2 separate regions of the Mus musculus genome follow, and region 2 is linked to region 1. The links are chromatin contacts, found by Hi-C or POLR2A ChIA-PET in ENCODE. All regions are on one chromosome and are shown on one strand. Each heading gives the region's core, a stretch centred on a gene start or an enhancer-like site at or near the end of the contact. The rest is flanking DNA. Distances are from core to core; before and after follow the strand shown.

What was found. Hi-C counts contacts between places; a loop is a spot of excess contacts on that map. ChIA-PET counts read pairs that join two places held with the same protein, here RNA polymerase II (POLR2A).
Region 2: a loop to region 1 is called in a map of mouse embryonic stem cell, with 3 times the contacts of the local background. The contact joins the promoter of Olfr1419 here to the promoter of Ms4a6d in region 1. A Hi-C loop is called at or near these places in 2 of 37 maps with a recorded cell type or tissue (both mouse embryonic stem cell). POLR2A ChIA-PET finds 5 or more read pairs at or near these places in 1 of 5 experiments (embryonic stem cell).

What each region holds. Positions count from the first base shown.
Region 1 is chr19:11,602,920-11,606,955 of GRCm38, reverse strand. Ms4a6d (membrane-spanning 4-domains, subfamily A, member 6D) reads left to right here and starts at 2,152. Exons shown (of 7, transcript NM_026835.2): 1 at 2,152-2,282; 2 at 3,648-3,810. The coding sequence starts at 3,664.
Region 2 is chr19:11,868,750-11,872,705 of GRCm38, reverse strand. It overlaps Olfr1419 (olfactory receptor 1419), which reads left to right and starts at 1,401. Exons shown (of 1, transcript NM_001011775.2): 1 at 1,401-2,560. The coding sequence starts at 1,492. The coding sequence ends at 2,523.

The DNA of each region.
Region 1 (4,036 bases), core at 903-3,402:
AACAGAAGGGTGTGGGCACAATGGAGAGAAGCAGAGCTGGAGACTCCAGGGTAGTGAGGAACAGCCAGATGTGAGTGCCAGTGATGCCACTTGGGACCATGGTGGGGTCCTGGCCTGTGCAGCTGCCATGGACCACATCTGGGTCTGAGGCCCTACAGCAGCAGAAGTCTGTCACGAGTGAAGGCTAAGCAGATGTCTCTGGTCTGGGCTGCTGATTGGGGACATCTTGATATCTGAGGTCTCATCTGAGCATCTTGAGAGAGTTGGCTCTGGTGGGCTAAGAGCAGGAAAGCTGACTTCGCCCCTAGCCAGCTCAAGTTCTCAAAAGAGTAGGGCCCACACTTGAGGAGTTGCAGGTGAGCAGCCTTCAAGGATAGGAGCATAGGAGTCTCCCTTGTGTGGCAGGAACAAGGAAGAGACAGCCTCCTCCTACCTCTCCCCTCACCACCTTTGGCAGGTAGAAGACCTGGCCCTGGGATCATGAGAGCTGGAGAGCTAGACTTACCCCCACCCCCAGATGCAGCACTTAGGGTGAGACCTGCACCTCACCTGGTCAGCACAGTAGAGCTGACCCGGATGTGGGGTCTGCCAGTGAGTGGGCCCCAAGGGTGTAAACATGTCTGCAACTAGCTTGCCATGAGACAGAGTGGGTGATGGAGAGATACCTTCTCCCTCCCTCTTCCTTTGCCATCTATGGCAGGTGGGAGAGCTGGCCCCAGGGTTCTGAGAGTGTGAGAAGTGGTCCTGTCCCTCACTGGCATTTGCCAGTGAGCTGCACCAAGGGCCTGAGAGCTTGTGATCTGACAAGCTCATAAACTTCTCAGGCCCAGGTTCAGGGCTTTGAATTGACCCACCCCAATATCTACCTCATCGATGAACAGCTGGAGTGTATGAAGGGAGTGGTCCTATAGATCCAAAGCTATAAGATCTCCATGACACAGGGCAACAGGATATCTGAGAGGAGTCCCAGTGAGGTTTCAGTATTGATAGAATAGCAGAAGTCAGAGGTCTCATACCAGACCAAGAATCATTGCAACAGATATTTTCAAGCAAATAAATTTAGACAAAAGGGAATACTGTGGGATACACTGTGACACACTACAGCTTCCACAATGAGATTTTTTTTTCTTTGCTGGGGGGAGATGGCAAGGGTGGAGGACAGGTACCAGAGGAGGGGGAGGTAAGTGGGGCTGTGGTACATGATGTGAAATTTGCAAAGAATCAATAAAAGAAAAAAAAACAGTGCCCATGAGACCATTGGGTATTCATGTCTATTTTTGCCCCCCCTTTTTTGATTGGAAGTGTTTCCTGGTAACTGTCTAACTACCAAAGAAAAACTTAGTTGTATTCTAATAGTGATCTAGATTTTTGAGCTTTGCAGAAATCATTAAATATTTTGTTAAGTTCATTGATTAAAGCCTTTATAAATGTAGCATATTATTTATTTACCTGTAGATTTTAGTTTTTAACCCCATGCATGATCCCTCTAGCATGGAGTAGTTACAGAGCTGAGAAAAGCTACTCTGACTGACATTCTACTTAACACCACAAGATCACTGGCCTTGGGGAATATGACGTCTAACTCTGTTCATCTTCCTTGTTCCATCTCTGCCACAACTTTCATGACTCATAAGTTTGGGAAGAACGGAAGTTTTTGCTTGGTTTTGTGATACTCATATCATTGTGGGCCAAGATGGAATGTGCAGAACTCCACTGACACTAAGTCAGGATCTGAAGGCAATGCTATCCTTCGCAGACGCAAACCAGCTCGGAAGAAGAACACCTTTGTCAGTTTTCATAACAACTTGGTTCACTCTGTCCATTGGCACCCAATAGACACGTAAGCATAATGCACACTGAGGATCAGATCAGAAATTAGGGTCTCTGAGATGCTCAGCAGGTTCAGCTCTGCCACTGAATGTGTATTCTAGATCTAGGATAATTAGAGAGACACAAAATTCAAACCAGTGATAAAAATGTCAGTGCTGTCATGATGATATTTTATGGGAAGGAAAAGTAACCTACAAGTCTCCCAGAACTGGTCCAATTAGTCATTTTCCTGGTTACTGGAAGTCTATGAAAAAGGAAGTAAAGGCACATTCACATGTCCAGACTGTAAGCGCCACTTCCTGTGCAGTGAGCACAGAAGAAGGAAGGGCTGGGACAGTTAGAACTTCACAAGAAGGAACCAAGGATCAGACTGAGAAAACCCATAGTTAAAGCTCTTGGGGTTTCTGAGAGCTCAGCTGGAAGTGACTGGGTGACAAGGCGCACAGGCTCAGGTAGGCAACCCTGAAGAGAAATTCCTTTGTACAGCACTCTATTTCTGGGACTGCACTGTAAGAGATTGCTGGTGCTTATGGAAGCAATAGAGACACTGGGACACTTCAGAACTAAATGGGCAAACGGAATGGGTATTGGGTTTATATCGGTCCTGGCTGGTTTTAGTTCCATGATCTTGGTGGTCACTGTCCTAAGGTCATGTAATTAACAAAAGCAGAGCTCTTGTACCTGCAAAGGCTTTTAAGCCATTCACTAATTAGGCAGTCTAAGGTCTGAGAGTGGAACAGAAAAGAGAGGCAAACTGAGCTCAGAAACCAATTCCACAGGCAACTTGGTTCTTCCTAACAAGGGCACAGTTCTAATCTTGAACCTCAGGTTACAACTCCAGGGCTTCTCACTCTGCATTCAGGTGCTTCTCCACACTGAGGAGACTTAGACACAGGCTGCCGCAGGCAGGTGGGAAAATAGGGTGAGGAACCAGAGACAGAGACAGCTGGGATCCAGCACCCAACTGTGTGTAGGCAACTGGTTAATAACAAAAACTTTAAATATCTATTTAGCATCAAGCCTATGTCATTATAAAATCATGTGTTATTTTCACACATGAATCAAAATTTACCTCTGAAATTCTTTTTTGATTATGACATTACTAACAAATAGAATTACTGTGAGGGTTCTAAACTATGATGAAATATGCTGGAAATAACACTATGAGACAAACAATGAACAAATAGCTCTCAGTAGTTTGAGTAGTAGCATAAATTGGAAAAGATTGAAGATCAAATTTTAATTATATCTCAAGACTGGTAGAACAACCTGAGGATAAAACTCATCAGAATAAGGGACAGTGCACTCAAACATGATAGCAACTAGGAAATTAATGCTACATTTTGAAAGTCTTTTTATTATAGCTCTTTGTGTGTATATGTGTGTATGCATGCAGGTGAATGTGTGTTAAGGCAAATCTGCAGGTCACAGACAGCTTGCAATGAATCTCTCCTGCTACATGGGTCCAGCAGATCGAACTCAGACCTTCAGGCTTGAAGTCAAATGCCTTTATTTGCTGAGTCATTTCAACAGTTCCAATCTACAAGTTTTATGTAAACATTTGGCTCTGTTCACTGGGATCAGTGGGAGTTGTCATGTTATGTATATATTCATTGTCTAAAAACAACCCTCTATCTCAAGCAGAAAAAAAAAATCCTTCTGAATCTAAGGTTTGGGATTTTACATTTTCTTTAGTCTTCTAGTTTCTTCCCTTGGAGGATAAGTCAAGAATGCAGTAAGGTACTCACCTACAGATTTGAGAGTGGGAAGATGGGTGTGCAGTTCTTTGTAAGAGCTAAGTCCATTTTCTCTTCCAGCCGTGGAAGCTCCATCATGATTCCACAAGTAGTGACCAGTGAGACTGTCACAGTGATTTCACCAAATGGAATCAGCTTTCCCCAAACAGACAAACCCCAGCCTTCCCACCAGAGCCAAGACAGCCTGAAGAAACATCTAAAGGCTGAGATCAAAGTGATGGCGGTAAATTCCACACAGAACACCCTGGGGTGGTTGGAGGGCAGAGGGAGAGGCTCTATGTATTAGGACCAGAGATAAATTTAGGGGTGGGAAGCCTTAAGTTTTGACAGAGTGATCACAGAGTGGTCTGTAGACTGGTGGAAGCCCCTTGGAATGCTGCTTACATCTCTAAGACTTTCCACAAACTGGCAAGTATTTACCCTGTTTTAACATGCTTGCGCTGTAATTC
Region 2 (3,956 bases), core at 152-2,651, 270 kb before region 1:
ATACATATGTGTGTATATATATATATGTACATACATATACATATATAATGGATCTTGATTATAAACACCCCAGTTCCTCCTCACTTTCCACCCAAGACTCCCCCATGTGCCCTGCGTTCTTCTCACCTTTATGCCCTCTTTTCTGTTAGCATTGGCTACATGAGCATAAGCAACCTAGTCTACTGGTGGTCACACTCCCAAGTGAAATGATTTCTCCTCCAGCAGCGTGATCACCATAAAAACAAAGAAAAGCCAAACGCCATATTGAAGCTTAGGCTACATTGGTTATCAAACTAGCATAAACCAATAGTTGAACTTGTTCTTTGATCTCATCCTTCACTTTTAGAAGAATAGTGTTCTTAGCTTTCTGAGTATCCTCTGCAAACATCAAGGGAAAGACCATTCAGTCGCTAATTTAGTCAGTTTCATTCAACTGAAAGGCTAACCACAATCACACGGAAATGTGTGTGCAGGCATGTGTGAGTCCATATTGCAGCTTACTTAAGTTCAGAAACATGGAAGTGTCAGCAGAGGCAGAGCCGGTGACCAGGGCAGTAGAGATTTTTAAATGTTATTTCCTGAAGTTGCACCTCAGCAAAGAACTCCATTTTCACTTATAAAATTGTTTTGTGACTCAGGATTTAATAATTGTATTGATAATGCAAGAATAAGAAGCTATCTTTTAAGACTCTCAGAATTGATCAACACAGCTTAGAAAGCATTTAAAAAAGACTACACTGGGCCTATAATATTGAGGTAGGTAGGGGGGTGAGCCCTGTAAAAGGAGGTTGGAAATCCTTTATAAGGTAGATGCCATTGGAACAAGGATAAAAGGAGATGTGGAAGAAGATGGATCAGCTGTAAGGTTGCTATTTGACACAATGCAACTGTGAAATTGAATTGTTGAATATTTAAGAAAAAATACCAGAATTCCAAGTTTTAAAGGATTAGATAGGTAAAAATGCATCCTATTTTAGTGATCTGGGCTCTGAATACCCACACTTGCAGAATGGGTAAAAGGCAGACTTGTGTAGCTTGCCGTCTGCGCTTGGTGTGGGGATCACATACATCCTTAGAGATCTGTACTTGTGAGCTGTTCTATGAATGTGTAGTCATAGAAACAAAAGGGCATGAGGCCGGTGAGAAAGTTTTGCTCCAAAAGAAGAGGGATGATGATCAGGAACGACATGGACAACACAAGGTAGCATATATCGAGACCCTCATGCATGCCTGGCATTGGTCTCTGTGCTTGTAGTCATAGAGTCTTGCTCAATTTTCACCAACACTCTGAGGTGGGTGTCATACATTTCTGAATTTTACAGTGAAAATGCTGGAGCCCATATTTCTCCAAAGTCACAGAGCTAGCTGGGGTTGAAATTCAAAGGAAGCTCAGAGAATAAGCACTTGGTTAACTGCAGACTGTGATTTAATATAGCTTAGTGACATGGGAAAGTAACTTTACCCTTGACTCTTTTCCTTGTACTAGGTCTGATGGAGGAGGAAAATCAGACAGGAGTGGTATATTTCCACTTCCGCCCCTTTTCAACCAACTCTACAGTGGCTTCCCTAGTGTTTGTGGGCTTCTTGCTGCTGTATCTAGGAAGTCTCATTGGAAACCTCACCATTGGGCTCACAGTCTGGCAGGATCACTCCCTCCATACCCCGATGTACTTCTTCCTTTTTGTGTTGGCCACATTAGAGCTTGGCTATTCCACCAACATTGCTCCACTGACTCTAGCTAGCATTCTCTCCATGGGGAAGATGCTTATCTCTCTGCCCAGCTGTGGGGCCCAGATGTTCTTCTTCATCCTCCTTGGAGGATCTGACTGTGTCCTGCTGGCCATCATGGCCTATGACAGGTATGTGGCCATCTGTCATCCATTGCATTACAGCCTCATTATGAGTTGGCAGCTCTGTGGGCAGATGGCTTTAGGTTCTCTGGGGCTGGGTTTCCTTTTGTCACTGCCTTTGACCATTCTGATCTGCCACCTCCCATTCTGTGGCCACAATGAAATCTACCACTTCTTCTGCGACATGCCTGCAGTCATGCGCCTGGCCTGTACAGATACCCATATACACCAGGCAGCTCTCTTTGCCATCAGCGTGGCTGCAGTAGCCATTCCTTTTCTCCTTATCTGTCTCTCCTATGGTTGCATTGTGGCTACCATCCTGAGGATGACGTCAGCAGAGGGGAAACGCCGGGCTTTCTCCACCTGCTCTTCACACCTCCTCGTGGTTGTCCTGCAGTATGGATGTTGCACCCTCATCTACCTTCGCCCTAGCTCCAGCTACTCCCCGGAAGAAGGCCGGGCAGTATCTGTTGTCTATACCTTCTTCTCCCCATTGCTGAATCCCTTAATCTATAGTTTAAGGAACCAAGAGGTGACTGATGCAGTAAAAAGACTTTTGACAAGAATGTTCTGGTTCAGAAAGCCAGAAAGATTCCTTCCTGGGGGAAATTATTCACTGAACAAGGGAGAACACAGTATGATGGAAAAGAAACTCAAAATCAATAGGCCATGAGACTGGAGCAGTACTTGCACTCATGACTACCTGGGTCTAGGAAGTGTTAATTGTCACCCTCTACTTCTATTAGATTTTCAGTGACTGAGTCCTGGATCGACCCATGCTGCCTTAATCGGCCTTCTTTTCTACCACAGGACTTAGGATAAAGGCTGGCAGAGGAAACTCAGAGGAAAAGAGGAAACAAATGAATAAGATTGTTGACAGCAGGGCTGAAGAGACCGCTCAGCAGTTAAGAGCACTGACTGCTCTTCTAAAAGTCCTGAGTTCAAATCCCAGCAACCACATGGTGGCTCACAACTATCAGTAATGAGATCTGATGCCCTCTTCTGGGGTGTCTGAAGACAGCTACAGTGTACTTACATATAATAAATAAATCTTAAAGAAAAAAAGAATGTTGACAACAGGTGATAGATAACTATCATTCTGTTACACTTTAAAGGCTTGTAGACCCCAGTCCATCTACATATAGCAATGTTTCTTTGACTTTTTTTGTTGGCATTAAATGTCTCCTGAAACCTCACTTCCTTAACACAATCTTGCTGAATGGCACTATCTGATAGTGATAATTTTTGAAAACTAAATCATTTTTCTTTTTATAAAATTGAGTTTAATATGTCATGGTATTAACCCTGCAATAAAGTTCTTAGGGTTCCTTTGAGACAGAAGAAATGATTTATTCTTTGCATTTTTTCTTGCACATTGCAAAGGATATAGTAAGGGCTCAGTTTTAGGGTCCAACAAACAAAGTTGAGTTCTCATCTTTCCTTTGTTTATTTACTTTATTATTTTGCTCTCTGACCCTTTATCCTTAGTTCTGTCATATGTGTGAGTGTTTTGTATGCATGCATATATGTACACCATGTGTATGCCTGGTGCTCAAGGAGGTCAGAAGAGGCTGTCAGATCTCCTGAAACTGGAGTTGCAGATGGTTGTGAGCCTCCATGTGAGTGCTGGGAGTGGGAGCTGGGTCCTCTTCAAGAGCAACATGTGCCCTTAGCTGCTGAGTCTTCTCTTCAACCCCTATTATTTCCTTCACATTAAAAGTAGATAGTAGTCTCTTCCCCACAGGCTCGGCCGAGCACAGATGGGGCTTCCTTGGCCCGCAGCCCACTTCCAGGGTCCCCGGTTCCCGCCGCCGCGTGACGTGAGGCCCGCCATGTGCGCCCGTCCGGGATTCCCTAGCCACCCCCGCGCCCGCCCGGGTTCCCCCCCCCCCCCCGCATGCAGAACTGTGACTGTCCACCAGTCACTGCCGCCGCCCACAGCGCCGTCCCCGACGAAAGCACACACGCAGATGTGGACGCCGTGGTCAAGATGTCTCTGTACTCCCCACGGGACGGACTGACGGACACCCCAAGTCGCGCGGAGGACACCGTGAAAAGGCCGCCGTTGGGACAGAGGAGGGTCGCGCATCACCGAGGAGATGGAAC